Linked DNA regions of Homo sapiens: region 1 is linked to region 2. A link is a loop called in an ENCODE intact Hi-C map of the cell type or tissue named here. Cell type or tissue: PC-9. All regions are shown on one strand. Links, peaks and the distances in the headings refer to the core of each region. The heading gives the core; the rest is flanking DNA. Region 1 has its middle 72 kb from the start of NEUROD1. Region 2 has its middle 81 kb from the start of ITPRID2.

Region 1 (8,590 bases), core at 366-8,365, 59 kb after region 2:
CGGTCCTGCATCTCCCCATTTTCCTTATTTTTGACTTCCTGGCTCTTTCTTCTCTACTGCACACCCCATCTTGCTAGCCACACTCTCTCCATATCTGTGTTCTTGCTCTTCTCCCACCTAGATTTCCAAGTCCCTCCTTCCTCTCTCCATCTCATGTTTTACCTTCCATTTCCTTATTCCACTGTCAGCAGCCTCTTCTATAAAATCTTTGAAGAAATCTAAGTTATACATATTTCGTGTGTTGCAACCATTGAGCTGATTTGGCCAATGAAACTGTCATTGGTGCAGTGCTCTGAGCTGATGCAGAGCAAGAGAGGAGCTGAAAGAGTAGAGCGTCTTCAGGAGTACTGTGCAGAACAAAAATATGAACCTCAAGGTGAGATTATTGAAGTATCTGAAATAATAAAGAATAAAAACAGATTGAAAACAGACTATTCATTCTACCCTGGGATTTGAGATTCAATGAGTTTTCCTTGGTGCCTGAATGGGGGAGGGGGCAGGGTAGTCTCAATAAAACTAAAAGAGGCATAACAATGTAAATTTATGCAACAAGTTCCGCCGCAGGGTTTTATAAACTGGGAATGAAAATCATTTAAGAAAGGATTGGATATGCCATGACTTGTGGATCATATTAAGTTAACTTGCTTTGACTGATTTCCATGCTGTTCTCAGGGTCAAGTTATAAATTATCTTTCCTTCAAAGCCATATTATCAATTCTACTAATACAGCAAGCTCTAAATTTTTCATTTCATGCATCTCTCTATAAATGTAAACATTGTGAGTTTAGAGTTATAAAGAGTGAAAATGTTACTTCAGATATAATAGTAGAAAGAAAGAGAATAAATGCTGTGGTGTGTAATCTATGTTTTTGCCATCATTACTCTGCAGAAGTTATTTAACCTGTCTCATCATGCCAGAATACTGCATGCTTCACTTTCTACCTCTGGAAGTCATGACTGATATGTTGTTTGGCCACATTTTGTCAAGAAAAGTCTTCATTCTATAACACATGGATGACTACAAAATGACAGTGTACACCAAGGTAACAAACCCAAGGCATAACCTGTGGTCTGCCAGGGGTTATAAATGACAGCAGTTTTTCATACTTGACATACCCATAGGCAACTATATCTTTACATGTGGTCTGTGATGATTTTTTTCTCTTATATATGCATACATTCAAACACCCCAGGCCAGAGGAGGATCACACAGTGCCTTGCATTTTCAATCATAACTTTTAAAATCAGCACTTTATACAATATAAGCTTAAAGAAAAACATGTAGATTAGCATTTGGGAAGTTAGGTGAGGTCCTGATCTTTTGCGCCTATTTTCTTCCCCATACCCAGTTAAACCAGACAAATATATTCATGGATACACAGAAAGGCAGAATTAGGACCAGATTACTGAAATTGGTTGCTATTTTAAATTACATATATGTCTATGAGACTTGAGAAATTTCCATATATGAGTTGTAATTTCCCCCTTTGGAGATACTCAGTTTGACATGTATGTTTTCAGCTACAAATATCTTATTTGAGTTTCTGGCTTTTCCTCCTAGAATAAATTTACTATAGTTTTGGGGACTTGCAGGGTCGGGTATAAGGGAGTTGATTTGTAAGTGCAGAACAGACAGGAAGTCAGAAACACTGAAAGCTCTTTTATAAAGGATAAAATGGACATGATAAGCAAATTCAAACTTTATTGGATTTATTTAGTGGTTTTCCCCCAAAGAGCTAAGACAAAGTTGTGACTACGTTTATTTGAAAGAAACAAAATAATGAGTTAAATAGATCATCTTATCTTTTCAGAATCATAGAGTTAGATGTGCTGTCTTTCTCCTTATGTGTATTTAACTGAGATTACTATAAAATACCAATTTTCCAAGAAAATTGCAAAGTGGAACAGGAAAAAAACAAGATTTATGACTTGTGCCCAGGAAAAAGGACTGTCCCTCCCTTCTCAGGAAAAAGCAATCCTTTCAAATGAAACATGAGCTATGCCATGGTCAACAGATTAGGGCTATATCTAGCAAGATAATGGGCTCTCTATGGAAACACCCCATTTCTGCTTTCACACAGTTCCTTCCTTGGAAGCCTATGCGACAGTGTAAATCCACGTTAATGCTTCAAAGAATTCTAGCCAGCAACCAAGGTAACAGGTTTATAAAAGGAACTCAGCATTTGAATTCAGAGTCACTGTGTACAGCCCAGTTCTGTCTATGACTTGAAAATTTGATCGATGTTTTTGAGTAAAAGTAAAGAGAGATAGGAGAAAATAGTATAGTATAGTAATGATAGTTGTAATTTTCGTGGATGTTCCAAGAGCTTGATGAGAGCCTAAATTCTGAATTTAAACATTTATCTTCCAAATGCTTGGGGCAGTGGAATCAACAAAAGGCATTCTCAGAAAACATAATGAGGCTAATCTTCCTACAGTTACTCAACACCCAGCATTCCAAGGAGCTCATATGGCTTCCCCTTAAAACTTGTGGGACATGGATGCCATTTCAGCAGCAACACAAAGAAGCCAATGTTAGCAACTTGTCTGAGCCCCACAACCCGGTGTAGAGATTGTGCTGTCTCTCTTCTGATTCTTTTCCCTAAACTATTATTGGGTCGATTTCAATCGCCTTCAGTCACTTTCTAGGTTTCTTTCCCAGAAGCTGTGTTTTTACCTGCTTCCGGACCTGGGCACATCTGGGATTCTATTTGTGGGTGACACTTTTCTTTCTACTTCAAAATTGCATTTTTAGTGTTAGTGCTACCCTAAAAATAAGTGGAACAAGTTTCTTAGCACTGGAAAAAACAAATCTTACCTTATTTATTGCATGTACTCTCTCCTGATTTCCAAGATGACAACTAGTGGTTCCAATAAATTACACACAAAACTAAAACCAAGCCAAACCAAACAAAAATAACAACAAAACCAATATATTGATATGTATTGATTATTAATAGGTTTAGTGGAACAGGGCTAGTCCTGATGGCTTCTCTTTTCTACTGACATGAGAACCTGTTGTGGGAACATTTGGACACTATGTCTTAATCCATAGAAATGTCTCAAAGGATGGGAATTTTAGGTCCTTGAAGGAGGCATTTTGGAACAGGTGGATCTTGTATGGGTCTCCATATATAAACATTTAGATAGCTCTGTATCCACCCACAATTAGAGCCAGTGTCTGATATTTTACAAAAGCAATATGAACCACAGGAAAAATTTCTGAACAAAGAATTGATAAAGGCACACTGTGACCGATTTTTCAAAAAGGTTGAGACTAAAAGGTACCTCTGATGTTTCATAGATTTTTCATTCCCTATTCAGTTTCTGAAGGTAGTCTTGTCTGCAAGTTTTATATCCATCTTACCCTTGCAGAGTTGCACAGGAAACAAATTCATTCCACTGCATCAAAAGCAGCTACCAACACTTTCAGGACTGCTTCACTCCTGTAATATCAATAGGTACATTTGAAACTTAGTGCCTGCCAAGATTGAGAACAATTAGTTCTCAGATAATTTTATCTGTTACAACACATCATTAAATAGAAAGTATCAGTAATTTATCTTTGTTTTTGTATCAACTCGTTCTCAACCCCTATCCTCAGGGAGAAATAAAGTGCAGTGTATAATAGCCATGCTGAACTTAAGAACATAATATTTGAGATTCCCTTCACATCCTATGAAGCATGGGCTTTGAGAATTCTCAGCCCACATACTGTACAAATTCTCTAAACAAAATGGATCTTGACCCTGTACAGTTTCTTACAATGCTTCCATTGATAACCTAAGATGTCAACTACCAAAGCAAATGTGATGATGTCACTGCTGATAGTATTCCAGCAAATCACTTGGTTAATGAGACAAAAGAAATCTAAATTGCAACACTCTGTTCGAGGAATACATTGCAGCAGTGATAAGATCAGAGAAAGTATTTAGATGCCAACCTCTAATCAGGAAGAGACAGAGAAAACTATGCAAACTACACAAGCAGCCTTCAAAGATAAAGAATATTATGGCTGAATCTTTTGGGGAAGAGAGGGTTGCTCTTATATAAGGCAAAAATGCTGTGGAATGAAGCTTTAAGTTCTACCATGTGATTTAGCAGAAGAAAAAAAGCTATTATGTTCATTCTACAATGCCCACGACTTGAACTAGGGACATTCTCATGTTCATCATCAATAATATATATGTGTACATAGCCCATGAAAGTTTCCCTAATAAAAGAATGGGCCTTCCATTGTACATACCATGCCTAAAATAGGTGTCAGTAGCAGACGGGTAGGTAGATTTCCAGAAGCACAGTCATCTCTGAATACAAGAATTTCTTCCTATTTTAACCCTTAAATTCCTGAGCACAGTGTAGGGCAGTCTATGATCATTTGACCAGAAGTTGAAAGAAAACACCAAAAGTTATACGGAGTGACAATTTTCAGATGTTCCAGTGAGACCAGCACCGCAAAGGGACAACTCCCAAGAACACCAAGAACTCAGGGCCCCAGGTTCTAGGATCTTTTCCCTTCGCTTCCCCTTCCTTTCCCTTTCCTTTCCCCTTCACTTCCCCTTCCCTTTTCCTTCCCATTCCCTTCCCCTTCTCTTCCCATTCCCTTCTCCTTCCCTTCCCTTCCTTCCTTTCTTTCTCTTTTTTTTTTTTTTTTGACAGAGTCTTGCTCTGTTGCCCAGGCTGGAGTACAGTGGCATGATAGCTCACTGCAACCTCTGCCTCCAGGGTTCAAGTGATTCTTCTGCCTCAGCCTCCCGAATAGCTGGGATTACAGGCACCCACCACCATGCCCAGCTAATTTTGTATTTTTAGTGGAGATGGAATTTCACCATGCTGGCCAGGCTGGTTTCCAGTTCCTGACCTTAGGTGATCCAGCCACCTCAGCCTGCTAAAGTGCTGGGATCACAGGCCTGAGCCGCACCCGGCCCAGCTCTAGGATATTTCATCTTAACTCTACTGATGGCAATCATTACAATGATACCCAAGGTGTATAACAAATCCACAAATTTTACCATTGATCTAACAAATATTAGATGTGCATAGTACCATGATAAAGGATACAGTCTTTGCCCTGAAGGTGCTAATTTACAGCTGGGGAGACATACAAGTACACAGGCAGTTGCAGCATAGGTAAAGCAAGGACTAATAAAGGGGTCACAGAGCCATGGAGAATAGGCACCTCCTTTAGTAATGGCTTCCTGAAGGAGACCAGGCTTAACCCAGTGCTGAACAATGAGTTCAAGTTAGCCATGGGAAGGATGAAGAGGACAGAAAGGCATTCCAGGCAGAGGAGAAACAGTCTGTACAAAGGTGCGGAAGCAATGAAACATGGCAGTTGGGAGAAATGAAAGCAATTCAGACTAGTAGGCATGTGGGAAGCTCCAGTGGAGTAGCAAGAGAAACAGGCTGGAAATGTAGGCAGGAGTCAATCTTCAAAGGCTTCTTTTCCCACTTTCTTTTGTTCCTATATAGACCTTGAAAGAACTGAATGTCTCAAAAATCAGGCTTTCTTTTGGTTTGCATGGTTTACTTCCTTTAGGGAAGCGCAAGGGGCCAGGGAACTCCCTCCCCTAGCCAAGGGAAGCCCTGAGGGACTGTGCCATGAGGAATGGTGCATTCCAGCACAGATACTATGCTTTTCCCACCATCTCCACAACCCACAGACCAGGTGATCCCCTCGGATGTCTACACCACCAGGGACCTGGGTTTCAAGCACAAAACTGGGCGGCTGTTTGGGCGGACACCAAGCTAGCTGCAGGAGTATTTTTCACACCCCAGTGGCGCCTGGAATGCCAGTGAGACAGAACCATTCACTTCCCCGGAAAGGGGGCTGACACCAGGGAGCCAAGTAGTCCAGCTCAGCGGATCCCACCCCCACAAAGCCCAGCAAGCTAAGATCCACTGGTTTGAAATTCTCGCTGCCAGCAAGGCCGTCTGAAGTTGACCTGGGACCCTGGAGCTTGGTGGGGGGAGGGGCATCTGGCATCACTGAGGCTGGAGTAGGCAGATTTCCCCTCACAGTGTAAACAAAGCCACTGGGAAGTTCAAACTGGGAGGAGCCTACCACAGTGCCAAAAAGCTGCTGTAGCCAGACTACCTCTCTAGATTCCTCCTCTCTGCGCAGGGCATCTCTGAAAGAAAGGCAGCAGTCCCAGTCAGGGGCTTATAGATAAAACTCCCATCTCTCTGGGACAGAGCACCTGGGGGAAGGGGTGGCTGTGAGCACAGCTTCAACAGACTTAAACTTCCTGCCTGCTGGCTCTGAAGAGACCATTGGATCTCCCAGCACAGAGCTCGAGCTCTGCTAAGGGACAAACTGCCTGCTCAAGTGGGTCCATAACCCCTGTGCCTCCCGACTGGGAGACACTTCCCAGCAGGGATTGACAGACACCTCATACAGGAGAGCTCCAGCTGGCATCTGGCAGGTGCGCCTCTGGGACGAAGCTTCCAGAGGAAGGAACAGGCAGCAATCTTTGCTGTTCTGTAGCCTTTGCTGGTTGTACCCAGGCAAACAGGGTCAGGAGTGGACCTCCAGCAAACTCCAGCGACCTGCAGCAAAGGGGCCTGACTGTTAGAAGGAAAACTAACAAACAGAAGGGAATATCATCAACATCAACCAAAAGGACATCCACACAAAAACCCCATCTGAAGGTCACCAACATCAAAGACCAATGGTAGATAAATCCAGGAAGATGAAGAAAAACCAGTGCAAAAAGGCTGAAAATTCCGAAAAACAGAATGCCTCTTCTCCTCCAAAGGATCACAACTCCTTGCCAGCATGGGAACAAAACTGGAAGTAGAATGAGTTTGACGAGTTGACAGAAGTAGGCTTCAGAAGGTGAATAATAAAAACCCCTCCGAGCTAAAGGAGCATGTTCTAACCCAATGCAAGGAAGCTAAGAACCTTGATAAAAGGTTAGAGGAATTTCTAACTAAAATAACCAGTTTAAAGAAGAACACAAATGACCCAATGGAGCTGAAAAACACAGCATGAGAACTTTGTGAAGCACACACAAGTATCAATAGTCGAATCAATCAAGCGGAAGAAAGGATATCAGAGATTGAAAATCAGCATAATGAAATAAAGCCTGCAGACAAGATTAGAGAAAAAAGAATGAACAAATCCTCCAAGAAATATGCAACTATGTGAAAATACCAAACCTACATTTGATTGGTGTACCTGAAAGTGACGGGGAGAATGGAACCAAGTTGGAAAACATTCTTCAGGATATTATCCAGGAGAACTTCCCCAACTAGCAAGACAGGACAACATTCAAATTCAGGAAATACAGAGAACACCACAAAGATACTCCTCGAGAAGAGCAACCCCAAGGCACATAATTGACAGATTCACCAAGATTTAAATGAAGGAAAAAATGTTAAGGGCAATCTGAAAGAAAGGTCGGGTTACCCACAAAGAGAAGCCCATCAGACTAACAGTGGATCTCTCTGCAGAAACCCTACAAGCCAGAAGAGACAGGGGGCCAATATTCAACATTATTAAAGAAAAGAATTTTCAACCCAGAATTTCATATCCAGCCAAACTAAGCTTCATAAGTGAAGTAGAAATAAAATCCTTTACAGACAAGCACATGCTGAGAGATTTTTGTCACCACCAGGACTGCCTTACAAGAGCTCCTGAAGGAAGCACTAAATATGGAAAGGAAAAAATAGTACCAGCCACTGCAAAAACATACCAAATTGTAAAGACCATAGATGCTATGAAGAAACTGCAACAACTAACGGGCAAAATAACCAGCTAGCATCATAATGACAGGATCAAATTCACACATAACAATATTAACCTTAAATGTAAATGGGCTAAATGCCCCAATTAAAAGACACAGACTGGCAAATTGGATAAAGAGTCAATACCGATTGGTGTGCTATATTCAGGAGACCCATTTCACGTGCAAAGACACATATAGGCTCAAAATAAAGGGATGGAGGAAGATCTACCAAGCAAATGGAAAGCAAAAAAAGCAGGGTTTGCAATCCTAGTCTCTGATAAAACAGATGATCAAAAGAGACAAAGAAGGGCATTACATAATGGTAAATAGATCAATGCAACAAGAAGAACTAACTATCCTAAATATATATGCACCCAATACAGGAGCACCCAGGTCCATGAAGCAAATTCCTAGAGACTTACAAAGAAATTTAGACTCCCACACAGTAATAGTGGGAGACTTTAATACCCAACTGTCAATATTAGATCAACGAGACAGAAAATTAACAAGGATATTCAGGACTTGAACTCAACTCTGGACCAAGAGGACCTAATAGACATCTACAGAACACTCCACCCAAAATCAACAGAATATAAATTCTTCTCAGCATCACATCATATTTATTCTAAAATATGATTCTTAGTGTTGGAGGTGTGGCCTGTTGGGAGGTAACAGGATCATGGGGGCAGATCATCCCTCATGAATAGTTTAGCACTATCTCCTTGGTGGTGAGTTCTCACTCAGTTAGATCATGTGAGATCTGGTTGCTTAAAAGTCTAGGACCTCCCCTAACCTCACTCTCTTGCTCCTGCTCTCGCCATGTGACATGCTGCCTCCCCGTTTGCTTTCTGCCATGACTG
Region 2 (8,590 bases), core at 385-8,384:
AAGAATAATAGAGTACCACCATTTGTACCAATTCTCTGAGGGCCAGATGACACCTACTTTTGGAGATGGTACTCTTACAGGACAGAAACCCTGAGATTAGGGAACCCAAATATTTCAAAAAGGCAGGAAGTATGCTCACCTTTGCTCCAGAGGGAGATACTATCTCTATTATGCTAGACAGTCAGCACACCAGCCCTTTGCTCTGGAGGAAAACACTGTATGTATCTTTCAAGGCAGTTTGCTATACTAACATCTTTAAAAATATAGTCTGAAACAAGAATTATCAGTGTTTCTGCACTCAAGACAGGCAAAAATGTGAGAAACCTGTGGAGAATTATCTCCCATCTGTGAATAGATACTATCATTAACTAATTTTATAGGTGCAAAAGCTAAGGAAATGAGAGGTTAAGTAATTTGCCCAAGGTCAAACCCAGATAGTCAATTCTGAGAGCTGAGGATATTAGCCAATGTGATTAACTTATTTTCTCTTGAAGGTAAACATTATTATTTACATATACAGCGACATGTAAAAGTTCTTAGTGTTATCATTCCAGCATCTTATGTTTCTCATCTAGAAAGTAGGCAAGGGGCCAGTGGGAAGGGGGCTTGAGTTAGAAGCTCTCTTTGAGATCTTTTCAGATTTAGCATGCCTTCATTCTAAGATTTGTCTATTAGAATGAAGAGACAGTGTGTGTAAGTGGATGTGACGCAGACTGGAAACAGAAATATAAGAGCATCTATTTCATTGTCAGTGTATATTTAAAAACTTTTATCAGGACCTTTGCATTCCTTATTTTTTATGAGATTATTGAGAAAAGTGAGTCTTGAATTACCACTTCAGGTATTTTTGGTCTTTCTAAGTATAGTTTATGGCTAGGTTAAGCATATGGTTTATTTTCCAACTAACTCTATCATAAAACTTCCTTTTTCTATAATACAAGTGAGAATATTATGTAAGAATAAACTGAGAGCAGTCTTTAAGCTGTTTATACCTGGAATGTTGCCAGGCCAGCATGTGCTGGATGGAGCATTACCAAAGAAGGGAAAGAAAAGCAAAGAAACTGCAGAAACATTGGTGACATAGTCAGACTATGACTCCTCTTCATTTCCACGGGACATCAAGAAATGTTTTTCTCAAGTTGGAATCTAGTTTTAGAACTACCAGTAGATATTGACTGACACTCTAACCCCATGCATAATATCAGACAGTTCATCTTATCACCAGTTAGATCTCGGTCACATGCTTCCTGTTGTTATGAAGACCTTTTGAAACCTCAGGGCCAGATAAACACAAGAGTGGCCCTCCTGCTCCTTTATATGTTGATGTTCCTTGGGAGACTGTCCTTGACCCGCTTCTTCTCTCATTCTGCCTACTGACTTCAGGGTGTCTCATTTACTCCCTAGGCTTCAAAGGCCACTTATACCCTAAGGACTCCCCAGTCTCTAAATATGGTTCACCATGCCCTCCTGAGCCCTTGGACCATAAAATCAACTTTCTGTTGGAAATCTTCACTTGAATATGTTAAGGACATTTCACATTCAACTGTTTGACGGTTATCACCACCTTCTAAACCCACTTCTTCTCCTTATATTCTCCATGTCATTTAGGGGCATCACCATCTACTCAGGAATCACCATGTCCTGTTAATATTCCTTCCTAAATTTCTCCATTTCCAATGACAACATCTTTGTAGAAATTGCTATTAATTTTGATCTTGACCATTATGTCATTCTCTAATTGATCTTCTGAAGCTAGAATTCTCTCTATAAAATGCACACTTGATCATGTCAACCTTTTTCATAAAATCGCTCAATGTTTAGAGACACCCCAGCTATCAACAGGGTAAACCCTGAACTCCTAATATGACTTCAAAGCCTCTATAATTGGGCCCTTGCTTGTCTCTTTAGCCTCATGGTGACTGAGTGCCCTCATTCTAGCCATACTTGTATATTTTCAGATCCTCACACCAACTTCTCTCTTTTTTCCCCTCCCTCACAGATTGTCCTTCTGCCTTGGACACCATTTCTATTATAAAATGACCAATTCCTGCTCACCTTACTCGGCTGGAGAAAGATCCATATTCAGAGAGCCTTCCCTGACCCATAGACTACTGTGGGCTCTCAAAGTGTCTTGAGCTTCCTCTGTCATTAATCTTGATCTTGTTTTCTAGTAATAATTCTTCACAGCAATGCCATCTGCTTCATTGGACATTAAGCCTGGAAATGGCATGACCATGCTTGAATCTCCAGCATTTGGCCTGGAATATGGCACTTAGTAGGAGCATAATAAATTCCTGTTAAATGAATGAATGAATGAACCAATAAAGGATCTGCCCAGGTTCACTTTTGTGAGTAGGAGAGTGGCCAGGTGAAGTAGCATACAGCCTTTTAGCTTGACTTTTTCTAGACTTCTTTCCTAAAATGTAAATGGTAAGGCCCAGACAATTTCTTGGATCAAGGATCAAAGTGCCTCCTTTTGATTTCTTAGAAAAGTCAGAATTTAACAGCAAAAGTTAAGACAGTTCAGGATCAATATTCAAAATAAAGAGATAATGCCAGATTTTTAATGTATCTGTTTTATACATTGTATTTCTTTTCCCACGTTTTAAAATTGGAATTTTACAAAATATAAAGTGTTTAAAATGATCACATTTCTTCTTTTTAGCCTCCATTTTTTAAAAGTTTCTTTAGGAGAATGGCAGGACTCTTTGTGCCATATAAAATAGGAATTTAAATTAGGAGGTATAACAATATTCCACTGCCTCTGAATTTAGTCATTGTCTTGAATGCCATCGAGTATATCATAAAAGTATATCCTGGATTACACAACAACAGGAAGGAGGAAATACTTTCCAGATCATGAGCTTAAATTATGGAATTACAAAGCAAACTTTTATGAAAACTCTCCTCCCTACCTTCAGCCCACCAACTGCACAGACATTTCTCTGATGTCTGAGCTAAGTGGTATTTTTGTGGGTTCTAAGCCTTGCAGTTGCTGTTCAGGCAAGAGGGAGATTTCTCTCTCTCTTTTTTTTTTTTTTTCAGTTTAGGGGAAAAAGTGAGATTTAGGTTTTTTTCAGTTTAGGGGAAGAAGAAAACTGGGCCATCCACATTCCTTTCTCTACCCTATCACTTATCACGGACTATATTGTATGCATGATCTAATGACAACCATTAAGTATCTGAGAGAAACCTAGAGAAAAGTTATGTGATTACAAATTTATGATCTCAAGAAATAAGGACTTCTGACTCCTACCTTTAGCCCCATCAATAGAGCAGCATGATTATAATTAGAAGGAGTATGCCTTCAGATTTGCTCAGGACAGTGCTTGTTTGGTCTGTTGTTCTGAGCTAATTTTTATTTTTATTTTTATTTTTTTGAGACAGGATATCGCTGTCTCATCCAGGCTGTGGTGAAGTGTTTTGATCTCGGCTCACTGTAACCTCTGCCTCTCTGGCTCCAGTGAATTCTCCCACCTCAGCGCCCCAAGTAGCTGGGACTACAGGGGTGCGCCATCACATTTTTTGTAGAGATGAGGTTTTGCTGTATTCCCCAGGCTAGTCTCGAACTCCTGAGCTCAAGCGATCTGTCTACCTCGGCCTTCCAAAGTGCTGGGATTACAGGCATGAGCCACTGCACTCAGCCCTGACCTAATTATTAATAGTGATCCTTTTATTCTCAAAAACATCTTTGGGATATAAATTACTTAGTCATTTTAAATATAATGGTTATTTAGCATAACACCAACTCACTAGGTTTCTTTTTTTATTCCTCATTTTGAGAGCTTACTATATGCCAGGCATTGCGATGGCTCTTTTTCACTTGCACTCTAATTAATTTTTTACAACAAATCCACTATGCAGATAATGTCACTGTCTTAAACAACAGGAAACTGTGATTCAGAAATGTTAAGGCATTACCCAAGGCCACACAATGGTACATGATAGCCAAAATTTAGATGCGTTTCTGCGCAACTGGAAAACTGTTCTCTTTCAATTATATTATGTGCAGGTTCAAAATGGGGCCTTAAAAACATACCTCCCCTAACCCTTCTCCTCCCTCCTCCAACCCTACTCCCCCCTCCTCCTGCCCACATAAATAAATAAAACACACAGACAGAAGCAGCAAGCAACCCAGAGTGGCTTGGTGCAAGTCAGAGGCTAGTTGACTCCTGGGTGATGGTACATGATGGACTTAACCAGATAATGCAGTAAATCATGAATTCTAACAACTCAATTGTCCCGAATATGTTTCAGATCACTCTGTGTGTCTCTAGGGCTCCCTTGAAAGAGAAAAAGCTACTCTGGAGAACTTTCACTATGTGCTTCTCACTCCCTTTGTGGCCCTGGAAACAGAACGGAACTCCTCCCTAGCCTGCTGCCCACTGCTACCAGTCTTTCCCACACCCCAGATATGAAGAAAGATAATCAGGCCCTCAAATAGAAGTTTCCCGATTATGAGTCATGGCTTACTCAGCCTTTGTTACAGAGAACCTGGAAGCCTTTGAAATACGCTGTTGATTTTGGCAGTCTTAACTCCCCGTGCTGTTATCAAGAGACAAGTTACACGACTAATTTGCTTGAGAAATTACCTCTGTAATGAGTATATTAAGAAGAGCCTATGTTAAAGGGCCTGGTGTTTAATATACGGTGTTTAATGTCAGTATATATTAATAGCTACTCATTTCCTTGCACAATACTTCATAGCTAATAGTTCCCCAATAAATAGCTGTTACATTGAATTAAATAAAAATATGACATTATCATAGGGTACTTTCAATGAGCCAGGCATTATAATAAGAGATTTTTTTCTCACTCTCTCTAAACACACACACACATTTTGTATGTATATGTAAAATAAATATATATTATGTGTGTTTCATACATAATACATAATATACATAATAAATACTTAAGTATAGACATTTAAATTTAATTAAACTAGATATGAAAACAACATACATCAGCATAACTCCCTTAAGATTAGTTATTTTTATTTTATTTTTTGAGATGGAGTCTCGCTTTGTCGCCCAGGCTAGAGTGCAGTGGCACGATCTCAGCTCACTGCAACCTCTGTCTCCTGGGTTCACGCCATTCTCCTGCCTCAGCCTTCTGAGTAGCTGGGACTACAGGCACCCACCACCAAACCGGGCTAATTTTTTTGTATTTTTAGTAGAGACGGGGTTTCACCGTGTTAGCCAGGATGGTCTCAATCTCCTGACCTCGTGATCCACCCGCCTCAGCCTCCCAAAGTGCTGGGATTATAGGCATGAGCCACCGTGCCCAGCCCAAGATTGGTTATTTTTTATATGTACCTCATAGGGATGATTTCTGAAACAATTATATATTCTACCATGGTAGACATTATACAGTTTCAAGAAAAATAAATTGTTATATTCATTTAAGTTAAATTAGATGTGTACTATTATAGTATAGATGCTTTATAGCCCTTATCTGCAAAACATAGATAATAATATGGCCTAATTATTAAGATTGGCAAGCAGATAAAATTGGACAATGCAGTGAAGTGCGGCTTGTAGCATTTTGCAGGCACTGTATATAAATCAATGACCTCTTCATAACTACAGTGAGACTTTGGATATAGATAGGTATTTAGGAGAAAAATCTTGTTCAGTAGTATGTGTAAAGGCACTGTTTAAATACATGCATTTGTTCTATCACTGTAAATATTGTTATATTGCTATTAATATGTAAACTTAAAGTATTAGCTTTAAAGTTGACTTGGGAAGGTAACATTTTGTAGTCTACAGTTTTTCAGAGATAGATTCTGAAGATTTTGCCTGAAAAAGGAAATGCTTTTTTAAAAAACGTGCTTTGAACCTAAACAGTAGAAAGGAAGACTAAATAGAAAAGTTCTCTTTTTCCACCTAAGCCTAAGCCAATCAGCAAGCAGAGCTCTCCTGTCCATTAGAATTTATTCAACAGAGAGGTGATCTAATGTAGGTCAAGACCCAAAGAAATTTTTCAAAGTCGTTGATAAAGGAATTTCCTTGTTCTTACAAAAATTGCTGAAATAACTGGGTTCTCCTTTGTTGGATACTTTTGTGCATAGATTCAAGGCTTAAAACGGCTGCAGTCATCTTGCTATGGTTTGAAGATTAGGAAGATACACAGAGGAGATAATAGCTAAGAGGGATGCAGAGGAATAGAGCCATAGAATTGTATTAAGCCAGCCTAAGGCATAAATCTTGACTAAGGTCAGTGAGTTTTCTCCAAGCATAGTCCTAGACCAGAAGCATCAGCCTCACCTGGGAATCTGTTCAAATACAAAATCTAAAGCCCTATCCCAGAAATGTAGAATCAGAAACTCAGGGTGGAGCTAGCTCAGCAATCCATGCTTTAAGATGCCCTTCAGGGGATTCTGATGCAGACTAAAGTTTGAGAACCACTGGTTTAAGCCAGTTTGAGTAATATTTTCTGTTACTTGCTCTCAAAAGTATATTAAATGTAATACCTAGTGAAAATATACTCAAATTGACTAATGATTAACTAACATAAAAATTCCAGAAAGGGAAATCATGGTATAATATGCCTGGAAGAGTGTCCTGTTATAGTATGGTAGCTATACTCAAAGGCTTTGGACCCAGACTGCCTGGGTTCATATCCCTGTTCCGCTACTCATTAACTGTGTGACCTGGAGAAAACTAGTTTAGTTTCTTCCTGTGTAACCTGCAGGTAATCTTATGGCTGTTTTGAATATTAAATTAGTTAATAAATGGAGAGCAATGAGAAATTTTCCTAATTGCTAATGTATTCTAAGCACTCAGTATATGTTAGCAATCATTATTACCATCAACACGTAATATATTCATCACATCAGAGAAGTCCTAAAAAACAAACCACACCTGACTAAACTGACCACATTAATATTCTTTTAATAATGTGATATTGTTGGTGCCAAATTACTCTCACGATAGCATTTGGATTCAAAGTAAATAATTTTATTATGAAATGTGTATCTCATTATGGGGACAACACTGTAATTGTGTATTTAAAAATTCCTCTGAAAAAAATGTCAGAATCTAATGTTAATTTTTCATTTACTCAACAAATATTACTAAGGACCAATTAATAAGGTGCAAATAATTTTTAATGTAAACACATGCATACACACACTTCTCTTTAATAAAACTAGAAAAAAGACTGGATGTTAATAGACCTGTTAGTGTTGATCTTTGGGCAATGGAACTATGGTTTATAGTTTTCTTTTTATATAGTCTGTATTTTTAAAAAATATCTTGTTATTATTTAACAAAAGTGGATTTCTAAAAAGCAAATAAAAATTACTTTTCTTTGAAGGAAAACACAGGTCCAAATAATCTCAGGGCATCCAGATATCATTTTTTAGTTGTGACATAGTAGCCAATCAATTCTGCATTGTACAGCACTCAGTTCCTAGACTGGTTCCTATAATCTTCCTATAGGAAGATTCAAGCCAGACAGAGTTCACTACCTGAGTTCGGGACCAGCTCATGTCTAACCCCCAGACTTCAAGAGTAGAAATCAGTTGTGGATGCTTTAGGACAGAGCATAGGCACTCAAACCCACAGCCAGTGGAAAGATGCTTAATGAACTAGTCCATTCTGCCTAAGAATCCTTTGGGGTTCAGACTGGGGATGCACGGTAAGGAAGCTGGCCAAATGTTTGAGGTTACAAATCTCAGGAAGAATCTTAATCCAGAAACCTAAGATCTCTCTCTCACACTTGGGTTCATCAAAGGACAGACTCTCCTGGCCACATTTAGCAATGTTAGGTAATTATGTACTGATGAACCCTGCTAGCAAGCATTCACAACCCAGGACGCTAGCAAATCACAATTTACAGTCAATAAGTAGACAGTACACACATTCTAATTACTCTCTACTGAGTTGATTTGTAACTATTCATTTTCTTCCTATGCTCCTGTTCTATTCCCATCACAAACTAAATGGGACAGGGAAAGAAAGGTAGCCAATATGTAGCACAATTAAGAGCTTCACTCTGTAATAGACAGTCGTAGGTTTCCATCCCATTCTAAAGAATGGGATAAAGGTAAGTTTGATGGATCATGCATACAAAACTGTGTGACCTGTCAGACACCCAATCTCTCAAACCAACCTCTTCAAGCTGTTTTGAGGGCTAACTAAAATAATACACGTGCAATGGTTAACTCAGTGTCTGGTGCAGAGGCAGCATGCAGTAAAGGTTAATCTTTTTTTTTAACTCTTAAGTTCAGGAGTACATGTGAAGACTTGTTATATAGGTAAACCCACATCATGGAGGTTTGTCGTACAGATTATTTTGTCACCCACATATTAAGCCTAGTACCCATTAATTATTTTTCTTAATCCTCTCCCTCCTCTCACCTTCCACCCTCCAGGAAGACCCAGTGTGTATTGTTCCTCTCTCTGTGTCCATGTGTACTCATCACTTAGCTCCCACTTAAAAGTGAGAAGAGGTAGTATTTGGTTTTCTGTTCCTGTGTTAGTTTCCTAAGGATAATGGCCTTTAGCTCCAGCCATGTTCTTGCAAATGACATGATCCCTTTCTCTTTTGTGGCTGCATAGTATTCCATGGTGTATATGTACCA

The links. Peaks named below come from ENCODE experiments on the same cell type or tissue, not always from the same donor. Only the 100,000 strongest peaks of a DNase experiment are listed, where the experiment ranks them.
Region 1: a loop joins it to region 2, with 4 times the contacts of the local background. A loop is called at or near these places in 6 of 110 quality-filtered maps.

The regions. Positions count from the first base shown.
Region 1 is chr2:181,747,766-181,756,355 of GRCh38, reverse strand. No RefSeq gene overlaps it. Among named protein-coding and RNA genes, the nearest start is that of NEUROD1, 72 kb to the right of the region's middle. In PC-9, for the core only: no CTCF peak of the experiment used is centred there; a DNase peak (open chromatin) is centred at 3,925.
Region 2 is chr2:181,806,846-181,815,435 of GRCh38, reverse strand. No RefSeq gene overlaps it. Among named protein-coding and RNA genes, the nearest start is that of ITPRID2, 81 kb to the left of the region's middle. RefSeq lists an enhancer at 4,280-4,574. In PC-9, for the core only: no CTCF peak of the experiment used is centred there; DNase peaks (open chromatin) are centred at 2,835, 3,115 and 4,465; H3K4me3 peaks cover 509 bases; H3K27ac peaks cover 3,268 bases.